Linked DNA regions of Mus musculus: region 1 is linked to region 2. A link is a contact called in ENCODE POLR2A ChIA-PET data. All regions are on one chromosome and are shown on one strand. The core of a region is the stretch at or near the end of the contact, and the rest is flanking DNA. Distances in the headings are between cores, read along the strand shown. Region 1 overlaps Cd80 (CD80 antigen). Region 2 holds the start of Timmdc1 (translocase of inner mitochondrial membrane domain containing 1).

Region 1 (3,763 bases), core at 468-2,967, 46 kb before region 2:
TCTTTAGTCCCAAAGGGCTAATCTTTAGATGGTTCAGTCTTGCAAGACCTTCAAAGTAAGCCGGGCGTGGTAGAATATGCCTTTAATCCCAGTCCTCGGGAGGCAGAGGCAGGCGAATTTCTGAGTTCGAGGCCAGCCTGGTCTACAAAGTGAGTTCCAGGACAGCCAGGGCTATACAGAGAAACCCTGTCTCAACCCCCCCCCCCAAAAAAAAGACCTTCAAAGTAGTTCCTCTAACTCGTTATCTTGTAGCAGGGCTAGGGGAGAAAGCTGAGGCTGCTGTAAGCTCAGTCAGATAGGAAAAGGTGGCTCTTACTGAACTAACCATTTCTTAGAAAAAAAACAAACATGAGTTGTGACTGAGAGCGTTAGGCCTGCAGATTTGTTACTCCAGGTTAAAAAGCCCATGATGTCTGGTTAGAAGAAACAAAATAAAATTTTTATGTTGACTATCCAAGTAGTAGTTTGATTGCGTGGCATTAAGGTAATAAGTAGAAAATAATAATGCCAACTATAAATAGGTCAGGAACACATGCAACTTTATTTAAGAACAAGGCCCATTTTAAATTTCCCCTTTGTTTTAGTTTTGGGTTTTGAGATAGGGTCTCACTATGTAGCCTTGGCTGGCTTGGAGTCTAGCCTCAAACTCAGAGAGATTTCACTACCAAGGAATTGTTGTTGTTGTTGTTGTTTACAATGACTTCCTCTGCAACCAAATTCAGGGTTTTCCCTTTTCTGGTAACTATACTCCGTATTCTTCCCTCATTTCTCCCATTTCTCCCAGTATCCCTGGGCATTTTCAGAAGGTTTCCTTGACAGCCTGATTTAAATGAGAGCGTCTTCCTAAATATATCCTGTGTGTCAGGCTCCGTGCTAAGTGGTGTCTTTCCATCCCTTCATCTCTGGAATGCATGGGTTATTAACCTGCCTACAAACCAAGACTAAAAAGCAAGGGAGTGGCCCACAGTCACAGGGCAAATCTCTGTTTAAGAGCTGCTCTTGATAGTCACTGACCCCTGCTCATACAAGCTCGGTGGCACTCAGACTTCCAAAACGAAAGCTCAGGGTATGGACTGGAGTAGAGGAACTGACTGCCACAGGAGAGGGGAGGAGCTAAATTCCTAAAGTCTAAGCATGAGAAGCAAGTGGCAGGAGGTATCCACACTTGACTCTAAGTCTACTTTAGCATCTTGCTGGAGGTCAAATATACAAATGAAATCAACTCCAGGAAGCCTCCTTGTCTCTTTAAAATGCCAGAGTAGCAAGGAATTAATAAAATGTAGTGGTTGTGATTACAGATTAAATACTGTATATTTGATCTGAGTACAAGCCTTTTTTTTTTTTTTTTTTTTTTTTAGAAAATGAGGATTGTAGAGGTTGGGAGGTCCCTTGGGTAGGTCATGGAAAACAAGGCTTTGGAATTTTAGCTACTAAGACATTAGAGGGCCAGACTCGGGAAGTGACTTAGTTGTGTGGTCCTAATGCTAGCTAAGGCAGAAGCTGAGTACCTTCTGATGTCCTTCGCATCTATGACTTTGCACAAATACAACAAATCTTTGGCCGCATGCCCTAACACCACCAGTATCCCTAACAGCAACCGCACAACAGCACAAGGCAGTAAGCAGTCACCAGAGTGCCTGGAATCCTGCCTACCTAGGCATTTTTCTTAAAGATGAAGGCCACTAGAACACAAGGCAGGAAGCTGTGCAAGTCCCGCGCGGTGGAGGCGGCAGCAGCGGCGGCTGCTCTGGTCCCGGAGATGGTGGAGCAGAGGGGCCTCCCGCAGCGACGGGGAGAACGTGTTTGCTGGGCAGCCAAAGATCTATGCCTACATGAGTCCTAACAAGTGCTCTGGAATGCGCTCTCCACTTCAGGAAGAGAACTCGGTTGCCCATCACGAGGTCAAATGCCCGGGGAAACCATTAGCTGGAATCTACAGGAAGCGAGAAAAGGAACGCCAGGAACGTTATCCGAAGCGCTGTGAAGTCAGATGAACAGAAGAGCAAAGACACCAGGAGAGGTCCCCTGGCGCCTTTTTCAAACCAAAAATCCGAAGCAGCAGAACCTCCAAAAACTCCACCCCCATCATGTGACTCTACCAATGTAGCAGTCGCTAAGCAAACCCTGAAAAAGCCCCTCAAGGGCAAGCAGGCCCCTCAGAAAAAGTCTCAAGGGAAAACCCAGCAGAATAGAAAATTCACCGATTTCTACCCTGTGCGGAGGAGCTCCTGGAAGAGCAAAGCTGAGCTGCAGTCTGAAGAAAGGAAGAAAATAGACGAGCTGACTGAGAGCGGGAAGGAAGAAGGCATGAAGATCCATCTAATTGATGGCAAAGGCAGGGGCGGGATCGCTACCAAGCTGTTTTCCCGGAGGATACTTTGTGGTAGAATACCATGGGAACCTCATTGAAATTACCGATGCCAAGAAGCGGGAGGCTCTTGTACGCACAGGACCCCTCCACAGGCTGCTACATGTACTATTTTCAGTATCTGAGCAAAACCTACTGCGTGGATGCCACTCAAGAAACGAACTGCCTGGGGAGACTCATCAATCACAGTAAGTGTGGGAACTGCCAGACCAAACTGCACGACATCGACGGCGTGCCTCACCTCATCCTCATCGCCACCCGAGACATCGCAGCTGGGGAGGAGCTCCTGTACGACTATGGGGACCGAAGCAAGGCCTCCATCGAAGCCTACCCCTGGATGAAGCACTAACCACTTGACCTCCCTGCCTCCCTGCCACCCTGCCTCCTTCAAAGGTCAAAGTGCACTCAAAGGGGAATGAATTTTTTTTTACACACACACACACTTACTCTTAGCAGATTACTTCAAATGTTTTTAAAAAGTATATTAAAGATGCCTTTTCATGTAGTATTTAAATATCTGTTACAGGTTTCCAAGGTGGACTTGAACAGATGGCCTTATATTACAAAAAAAAAAAAAAAAAAAAAAAAAAGAAGAAGAAAAGAAAAGAAAGAAAGAAAGAAAGAAAGAAAGGAAGCAAGAAAGAAAGGAAGAAAGAAAGAAAGGGAAAGGGTGGCTTCGAACTCATTATATAGCCTAGGCTGACATCATACTCTTCCTACTGCAGCCTCCAAAGTATACCTGCCTACTGGTGTGGTCCACCACGCGCGGCTAACCTTACTTTTTTAAGAAGCAAGGGGGCATTGAACATGGACTTAGGGTGATGCATGAGTGCTGAGAACTGGAGGTCCAGGAGAGCGTGACCATGTGAGTGGGCGCATGTGGGCTCCTGTCTGTTTCCAGGTTCTCAGGTTGAAGGGTGGCTTCACACTTGTTCCTTACTAAATAAACAGATAGAAGGAGCCCCGGGTGCTCTTCCAGTCATCAGGAGGAAAGAAAGGGAGGGATGAGAGAGAAGGGGAGAGTGAGGATGGGCTCTGGTGTTGGGGACTGTGACTGCAGATACAGTTCTGCCACAGGGTTGCAAGTTCCCCAAATCTATTTATTTACAAGATAAGATTATAGACATCAATGGTTTCACATTTGTGCTATTGTATCTATCTATCTATCTATCTATCTATCTATCTATCTATCTATCTATCTACCATCTATTTACCTATCATCTTTTTTTTTTTTTTTTTTTTTTTTGAGACAGGGGCTCTCTGCAAGGCCGTGGCTGGCCTGAAACTAGCAATGTAAACCAGGCTGGCCTCAGTCATGGAAATCCACCTGCCTCTGCTTCCTCGGTGATGGAACTAAAGGCCTGCACCACTCAGCCTGGCTGGTGATGGAACTAA
Region 2 (4,053 bases), core at 805-3,304:
CTGCAATCTGCTAAATAGTATGCAACCAGATCAACCTCTCAGAACCTTGGTTGTCCCTTTCATAGACAAAAGCATAAAAATTGCGTTAGATTATTTTCCCTGTTTCTTTTCGTTCCAGTACTCTACGGCTTAAAATACTGATAAAAATGACCATCTTCTGTGAGTCATGGTAGTACGGTTATGCACATATATATTTTTTCTCTTACACACTACACAAAAATCTTTCAAAAGCCTGGCAGTGGTGGCACATGCCTTTAATCCCAGCACTTGCGAGGCAGAGGCAGGTAGATTTCTGAGTTCGAGGCCAGCTTGGTCTACAGAGTGAGTTCCAGGATAGCCATGAAACTCATAGAGAAACCCTGTCTTGAAAAACCAAAATAAAAAGCTTTCAAAAATATACAAACTTTTGGGAGGACCTCTGAGAAAAACTAACACATTATTTCTTAAAACAAAGATGATGGGGGCAGAGCAATGGCTCAGCAGTTACCAGCATTAGGGCTTGGATTCCATTCCCACGAGGTAGCTCTCATGGTTATCAGGAAGGCACACAGACATGCACACAGACATACACACAGGCAAGACACTCATACACATAAAATAAAAATAATTTTTAAAAAGAGATGCTGAAACTAATAGAATTATTAAATACAAGTCTGCCAGCTCCCTTGTCCAAATTTATTTATAATCACTTGATAACAGTGTAGTATGGTAAACTACTTCATGAAAAGAGATACTTTCACCATTGATTAATAAATGAATAACGTTAAATAAATATCAGGTGAAAGTAATGCAGGATTAATCATTTACTCCTCACATAGTTTATTTTAGTATCTTCTGCAAAGGGAGATGGAGCTGGGCGTGTAACATCTGTGGCAGATGACCAACCCCCATCAGGGAAAAAAAAAAAAAAAAAAAAGAGAGGCTCGGCCCAGAATCCCAGAAGACCCGGCTGTAATCCCAAAATCTGGGAGGTTGAGAATGGATTGTAGCTTTGAGTTTCAGGCCAGCTTGGTCTACAAGCACAGCAAAACTCTTGTCTCAAAAAGGAGAGTTGGGGGACTAGAGGGATGGCTTGGCAGCTAAGATCGTGTACTAGTTTTACAAAGGATCCGGGTTCAGTTCTTAGAACCCCTGTAACTGTGACTCCAGGTAACTCCAGATCCAGGAGAATCTGACACCTCTGGCTGAGGGCATGTGCACTCTACTGCCCATACCCAAATACCGACCCCCACATACAAGTAGTTCTTAACAATGGAGGTGGGAACAAGGGGGCAGAGCTGCTGGAAGGTGCGGAGAGGAGGAGGAGGAGAACAGTTGTCACTGTTTTTTTTTTTTTTCTTGTGCAAAATAATAATGATAAATTAACAATTCTCTCTGTCCTTCCAGCTTCTGGAGTATATAAAGCCATTACTGACAAAGAAAAATCAAACGAAATACGAAAAAACAATATTAGTGTAGACTTCACAATATAGTTCCCAGTGATACTACATGACAATAATCGAATGAATCCAATTTTTCTAATATGTAAAGTTAGGGTACTGGTTTCACGAGAACGATACTGTCTTAAGAGTGTGACTCTGAGTGAATCCGACTCAGAAGGCTGCATGTCAACCAGGTCGGACACTATCCGGGCAGAGAGAACTTTCAGCGTCGCAGGGACCGCGCGCTGGAGCTCGCCCGGGCTGCGGCCGTCCCCCGAGCATCCCTCCCCACACACCCGAGACATTTTTACTCTTTGGCAAACAGCTGCCGGAGGCGGTCCCATCCGGATTCCAGGGAACCGGGGTCTGAGACACCTGAACGCTGCTCCCGATCCTCCACAAAGCCTGGGGAATCCGCAGCCACCGCACCGGCAGCAAAGACTCGGGGGAAAGGACCCCAGGCTCCGCAAAGGCGGCTGCGGGGAGCGGGCGGCGGCGCGCCCATGGCGCCCTCCTACCCGCAGAGAGACAGACACCCCAGGGTCGGCGGGCACCGTGGGAGAGGGTGACCTGTACAGCCCACTAGCGGCACGTTGGGGGACACTGAACCTCACATCCGGTCCCCAGCCGGCTCACTTCCGGAAGCTCTCGGAAAGGAGACCGGAAGCCCCGCCCCTAGTCGCGCAAAGGCGGGGTGAGGGCGGGGCTCGGGACGTAGAAACTGGAACTGAGAGCTCTTTCGGTAGCGCAGGGTTAGGGATCAGTCGAGCCCCGGAAGTGAGTTGGCGGCCGTTTCGTTTCATCTCAGTGATGTCCTTTGGCGTTTGCGCCCCGTAACTCTGGTCTTCTGGACCTGCTCAGCTTGAAGTGCTCAGGGGCTTAAGTGAGATGGCTCATGTAAGATGCAGAAGGCCACGCAGAAGGGGACAGTACTTTAATCACTGCAAGCGCAGTGGGGAAAGAGGTAGGCGATGCGCTTCTAGGCCACGCCCTGGCGGGCCGGAGGAGCTTCCTGGGCGGAGCAGAGTCTAACCTTAGGGCGCACCCGAAAAGGTCCAAGATTTAAAAACTATTTTTGAAATATCAGCTGTGGGCATTTTTTTCCCCATAACGTGGGCTCCACTACAAGTATCCGTATGCTTACTGCTCCGAGAAGGCAAAAGATCTAGAATTATCATTTAATAACTGAAACTATTATTTCCTGTTTCTTTCAACACAAGACAAAACCAAAAAACTTGTTTACCAAGGTAAAAATATTCCCAATCATTTTGTGTAATTTAGTTATTGGTCGTTACCACAAATCTCATAGTCTTTGCAAACCCTTTCACCTACTATTTTTCTTTTCTAGTTAAAGTACCACAATGAATATACAGCTTGGTGGTGCTCTACAGTCACTTCCACGGAGTACCTAAATAAGTGATTGATTACAAACTTTCATGAGGATATAGTAATAGGATTTGGGAGTTGACTGTGGGACATCTCTACAGATGAGGTTCAGGAAAGTGCCGTGAATGAAGCCCCCATTAGCATTTACTGCAGTGGTATAATTGCCTATTTGCTGATCTCTATCAAGAGGACTGAAGCTGTGCTTTCATCTCTGGATTTGGACTTAGGAATCACCAATCAGTCTATACCATGAAGTAGATGTTAAGTAATTATCTTCTTTGGAGGGAAGGAGGGTCCAAGATAGGGTTTCTCTTGTGTAGCCCTGGCTGTCACATAATTAGCTCTGAAGACCAGGCAGGCCTCCATCTCAGTGATCCACTTGCCTGAAGTAATTAAATGTTGAGTGAATTATTCAGACCCCAATTCCTAGCTCTAGCTTGATGCCTGCTTGGTCTATTTTTCAGAGGTGGTCACTGGGATTAGGGTCCCAGGGCCTGAAAGCCCAACAAAATGAATGTGTTGACTGTCTAGCTTAGCTGTGAGAAGAGCTGAGTGCATTTCTTTGACACATTTGAGGTCCCGGAAATGATCCTTTGCACTTGAACTTTCTAGAATCAGGGTCGACATGAATGAGGACAGGGCAAAGATTGGGCAAACACTAACAAAATCATTTACCTATGGGGATTGGAGAGATGGCTCAGTGGTTAAGAGCACTGGCTGCTCTTCTGAGAGATCTTGAGTTCAATTCCCAGCAACTATATGGTGGCTCACAACCATCTGTAATGGAATCTGATCTTCCCTTCTGATGTGCATGAAGACAGGGTGCTCAAATACATAAAATAAAATGTTAAAAACCATTACATATAGCTCAGATGTCCCCAGGATCCAACATCCTGTAGAGACAAACAAGGTCTTCCTTAGTACCAGATAGATTTCACAAACTCTTCAGCTCCCTTTTCCATTTAGGTGGTCCTGGAAAATGCTCCTATGCCAGGCGAGTGTCCTACCACTCACCTACATCCTAGCCCCAAAGACTCAAAAGCTGCCTTTGGTACCTAGTACCGAGAATTTCCCTAGGCCCTTGGTGATGGTCCATCTCACCGCTCTACCTTAACTCTCTCTCTTACTCAGCCTCCCACATTCTCGAAGCTACCAGACCTTACCTTCCTTTACCAGCAGAGAAACACTCCGCCTCTTCTGTTCTCTGATTTTTGTTTTGTTTTGTTTTTTGTTTTTCGAGACAGGG

What was found. ChIA-PET counts read pairs that join two places held with the same protein, here RNA polymerase II (POLR2A).
Region 1: POLR2A ChIA-PET joins it to region 2 with 14 read pairs in embryonic stem cell. The contact joins the enhancer-like site here to the promoter of Timmdc1 in region 2. POLR2A ChIA-PET finds 5 or more read pairs at or near these places in 3 of 5 experiments (Patski and embryonic stem cell).

The regions. Positions count from the first base shown.
Region 1 is chr16:38,474,813-38,478,575 of GRCm38, forward strand. The region is part of intron 2 of Cd80 (CD80 antigen); the gene reads left to right. It also overlaps the pseudogene Gm8590. Among named protein-coding and RNA genes, the nearest start is that of Gm41453, 6.2 kb to the right of the region's middle. Within about 2 kb of position 1,718, at least 2 of the 3 ENCODE cell types and tissues checked have a DNase peak (open chromatin) inside an H3K27ac peak, as active enhancers do.
Region 2 is chr16:38,520,609-38,524,661 of GRCm38, forward strand. It overlaps Timmdc1 (translocase of inner mitochondrial membrane domain containing 1), which reads right to left and starts at 2,055. Exons shown (of 7, transcript NM_024273.2): 1 at 1,733-2,055. The coding sequence starts at 1,926.